Linked DNA regions of Mus musculus: region 1 is linked to region 2. A link is a loop called in an ENCODE intact Hi-C map of the cell type or tissue named here. Cell type or tissue: left cerebral cortex. All regions are shown on one strand.

The links. Hi-C counts contacts between places; a loop is a spot of excess contacts. Peaks named below come from ENCODE experiments on the same cell type or tissue, not always from the same donor. Only the 100,000 strongest peaks of a DNase experiment are listed, where the experiment ranks them.
Region 1: a loop joins it to region 2, with 3 times the contacts of the local background. A loop is called at or near these places in 3 of 42 quality-filtered maps.

Annotation. Positions count from the first base shown.
Region 1 is chr5:82,897,321-82,899,820 of GRCm38, forward strand. No RefSeq gene overlaps it. Among named protein-coding and RNA genes, the nearest start is that of Mir1187, 100 kb to the left of the region's middle. In left cerebral cortex, no CTCF peak of the experiment used is centred here; DNase peaks (open chromatin) are centred at 1,280, 1,833 and 2,240; H3K27ac peaks cover 2,250 bases.
Region 2 is chr5:82,726,983-82,729,482 of GRCm38, forward strand. No RefSeq gene overlaps it. Among named protein-coding and RNA genes, the nearest start is that of Mir1187, 71 kb to the right of the region's middle. In left cerebral cortex, no CTCF peak of the experiment used is centred here; DNase peaks (open chromatin) are centred at 964, 1,426 and 2,495; H3K27ac peaks cover 1,564 bases.

The DNA of each region.
Region 1 (2,500 bases), 170 kb after region 2:
TACCAGGGTACAGTACCCTATTTTCTAACATATATTTCAATCTCCTTTCATGTGCTGATCATTATATTTTATGAATTGTTAGAATTATTTAGTCATATATATGAACAAAACATATCCAAATTATTTAAAATAGAATTATATGAATTGTCTTCCAAAATTTCTAATAGGTAGTCCTTAGAGCCACCCACAATATCAAGATTGTTGTCAACATTCTACAGGCAACCACATGACTATTCTCTAAAATAAAAATCTTTTTCCTGAACTTGGCTTTGAACAACTATCACTAGACTCAACTATACCCTTCCTATCATAACGTTTGAGTTTCTTCTACTGTGTACCTCTATATCTGTGCTATACCTGTACATTTTCAATTTCCAAAGCTACTTCTGCATTTCCAAATAATGGTAAAACATCATGTAAATCCTCAATGACAATATTCTGTCTTCATATGTTTGAGCTGCAACTTGATAGTATGCAATGCATACGTAAAAGATGTTCATTTAAGTCTTCCTGTGGCTGTAAATTTAAAACATCATGCCACCAGTGTCATATGTGGTTATAGCATTCTTAGTACACTCTGGTCTATGACACAACACAGTGAGAATACATGAAAGAAAGATTATGTAGTAGGAAAGGCAAAATAGGGACTATCCCAGCTTGATCAGTATAATAAGTTGTCCTCAAGAGAACTAACTCATTTTTACAGGTCTACACTAATCTCTTTATGATCAAAACACAATCAATATATCCCTGCCCTTTTCTTATTATATTTCAGGAGCTTCTTGTTTGTGAAATATCATTTATAACATCAACATTTTGAAGACATACCACTCCAAAACACATCAGTATAATAGAGTGTAACCATAGCGTGTTAATGTGTGTGTTATATGTAACTTCATGATCCCACTCATATCTTGTTAATCAAAGACATTTTAGTGTGAGTCATATGGCAAATTCTATTTGGTCTCTGCTAGAGAATTTAAATCTATGATTCAGCTTACTTGAATTGAACACATAATTGAAACAACTGACATATAACTTCACTTCTTTCTAAGAATTCTATCACATACTGGTTACACATACTAAAGTTCTGCAAAATTGAGAGATTAAAAGTGATAATTATTTATCATCTCTTTAGACTCCAGGTGGCACGCACAGTGACAATCTGGCTGGAATCACTCCCACTTTCCAATTAGTTGAGAAGTTGCCTAGATTTGGCTGGTTTATGACAGCCTTGTCTATGCTAGCCAGGATGACTGGGGTTCCTTCCACATGGCCTCTCTTCCAAGAGCATACGGCCAAGACTTCTTCCCAGAAGCACTAGAATGTGTCCCAGTTCAGAAAGAGAATGCAAATTTCAGTATTCAAAAGGTATTTAAGGCTTCATTTGCATACTGTGTACTTTTGGCTTTGTACAAGAACATACTCAATGTGGGAAGAGCAAAAATGGGGGATGCAAGAAACACTGGCATAATCAAATCATTTTTTATCACAATCCATCACAGTAATGCTATTGATAGTTGAATATACCACGGAGATGAAGAAATTGTAGAAGAGTCGTCTTGTAATATTTGAAACACCTTTCTGTATTGCTTAGAAAATTAGGAGAGAACTAAGTTGATTCACTAAGTTCACAGCATCTCATAGTGCTGTTTATCTCACCTTTATGCTGTGGGATTCACAGCAAGATACAACCCTAAGGCTTCAAACCAATCACAGTAAGTGAAATGCTCTTTCTCATTACCTTAACATCTACTTTCAGATTGTCAGCACCAACCAACCTGTGCTACTTTGAGAACAGAGGGGCTGCTGCTCACATAGAGTCTCTTATCTGCCAGCAGTGTCTCCTCCACTTTGTTAGCAACATCCACATATGGATAAAATAACCTATACAATAAATATAACCATTTTCTGAATCTCCCATTTCCCCATAGCTGCTGGTCGACACATTTAGGTACAGTTTATAACTCAATTACAGGAGCTAATATTAAACACTTGAGAGGAAGACTTCATTGGTACAAAATCATTGCTATAATCAAATGGCCTGATTATTTGTATTATTCTGGTTTATGTTTCACCTCAGGAGGACTTAAGAAGCAATCAGCTGCATACATAGTCAAAGACAACTTATCCAGGTCAATTTAGGAAGAACCACCACAGAAACGCATGAATCTATTTAGTTCTAGGTTTGAGATGCACAGGATCGCTCCCCCAGGCTTAGCAGGTTGCTGTAATGAGCTGGCACAATGCCCACTCCTTCCATCTGCTGTCAGCAAGGCTTCTATCGAGTCATTTGCATTAAAACCCATAAGCAAACTAGATGTGGAATTCTTTCCTAGGAGTGCAGAAGACTCCTAAGTCAGAGGACAAGATGAAGTGAGATCTATGACCACACATTTGAAAGACCCTCTGCTGTAAAGCTAAGCCCCATAAACCAAAACAAAAATAACTGGAGAAGAAACAAGACAGATAGTTTTATGTTATTTTTTCGGGGTCTTTT
Region 2 (2,500 bases):
ATTTTTTAAATGTTAAAGTATATGTACTTACATAGAAAAATAGTAATTCTCATCTTTGTATTTGTAAAAACTGAACATAAATAGGTACAGGCTATATGAGTTATAAAATGTATTTGCTTTATTTATAGCATGTAATATAGAGCAACTAAGTTTAATACTTTCTTTTCCTGTGACACTCTTTTGTGGAAAATTCTGCATTGGTACAAGTAATAACAAGCAATTAGTATGTAATGCCAATAGTAGGCTGCAGTAGAATTGATTTAATGCTTGGGTAATGGTAGTTTTCATGGAATAACTTTACTCAACATTGAACAAACTGTAAAATGGACACTAACTTGTCCAGGAATTGCCTAACAGACCACTCAGACACTGATCTTAGTCAAACAGGGATAGATTATTGAACACACACACGAGACACCCGGGACTGGTTGATCAGGGATGTAGATCAGACTCAGGAACTGAGACTGCATTCCTAGCTGTTTCCCACGGGCAGCTTATAAAAGCTAAAACAATAAAACCTCATAGCGACCATAAAATCTCATATATAGGTGCAGGAAGTGCTGCTGCTGGTTGGGATCCAAACTTATTGTAGCTAAATAAAGCAGTTCAAACTGACCTTTATTGCAATTGCCTCTAGAGGAGGGAGAGGGTCTGGGGAATTTCCAAATTCCACCAAAGCATAGAATTTAATGGAATAAGCGGTAAATGATTAATCCAGGCATGAGAAAGGTCCTCTGTATCAATGTTAAATGGCTTGGTACAGGCATAAAAGAAAATGGCTACAGTGATGACAGAAAGGCAGCTGTTTTCACGCCATACTTACTGGTGAAGAATAGAATGGAGTTATGTTCTGTGGTCCCTGTCTTCCCGTGGTGTGTCCCTGCTCTGACGCACACCAAGAGGGAAAGGATGAAGCAAAGTCCAGAATGAGCGGGTCAGCATGATGCGGTTCAGCAGTGAATGCTGGTGGGAAGGACGTTTCCTCTGGAGATTGATCTCAGGGCTACAGCTCTTTAAAGTTACGATTCTTTTAGATTAGGGTCAGATAATCACCTCTCTCAAGATAGTATTCAACGAAACAGCTTGTTTGCATATACTTTATTCTCAATGAACCAGGGGTACATATGGACCTTGGAGAGTGGGAGAGTTTTTAAGATAATTTTATATACTCCCCAAAATCAACAAATGGCCAGATCCCCATCATATTTTGTTTTGGAACAGAAATTATTTTGCTGCTTCCCTTGACAAGGGAGAAAGCATCCTTGTGAATGACTAACAAGCATCCCATAGATAGGAGATGAGACAAATCTTCAAAGACTTTGTGGCTGACCATGTTCTAAAACAGTAATGTCTTTTAAATCCAGCTTTAAGGAGTACCTTCTGGCTGATCTTTCTACTTGACTATTTAGCATGACTACAAGAGCCCTGTGCTCTTCTACAGAAGAGAAGTCAGCTGGAAGGCCTGAAAATAACTGCTCTCAAAATAGAAGTGAAAACTGAGAAAGAGAAGGGGGAAAAAAAAAAAAAACACTTGCTGAAGAGATCGTTATTTGCAGAGCTGTAATTTGCAGAAGTTTTCTTCTGGTTTCCGTTTGTGCAGTACACCTTCAGAGAAGTGTCCCAATAATGGCAGGCTGAACTTTTAAACAAGTTGGTGAATTTACATCAATTTAGTGAATCCTCCTTTTCCCTGTTTTTCTTTTAAACAGTTTGAAATTAGAAACATGTTTTTTTCCCAGCTAGAAAAATTCCTCTAGTTTCAGAGTTTATATATTTATTAAAAACTGGATAAGTACAACAGAATGAACAGTGTCATACAGCCTCATTAATAATATAAATATCTTAGCCAGGTGGTGGTGGTGATGGTGGTGGTGGTGCACACCTTTAATCTTAGCACTCTGGAGGCAGAGGCAGAGGCAGAGGCAGGTGGATTTCTGTGAATTCTAGGTCAGCCTGGTCTACAGGGTTTTTACACAGGACCATATATCAGAGGACTTCTTATGTAATAATAATGAAACACAAACTTAATAAAAATGATGTATGTATACTGTAACTTGCGCATACACACACACTATTTTTTTTTCAGATCCTAGAATTAAATGAATGTGAAAACCGATCGGCAAAAGGAAAGAGGGAAGCATTCCGATCAGCCTGAGGGGTATGCAAAGTTTTTTTTTTATTCTTGTGATTACAATATAATTACATTTCTTCCCAATTTTTCCTCTTTCTAACCACTTCCATATCTCCCTCATTGTTCTCTTTCAAATTGCCTCCTTCATCATTAATTGTTTTTGCATATATATACACATATATTCTAACTATCATCTGCTCAGTCTATATGATATTACCTGTAGATATGTTTTTCAGGGCTGACCCTTTCAAATGGGACAACCAATTGGCATATGCTTCCCTGGAAAAGATGATCTCTCTTACTGACAGTAGCAGTTGTCTGGGTTCTTTGTGTAGGGTTGAGGCCTCTTGGGCACATCTTCATTCACTG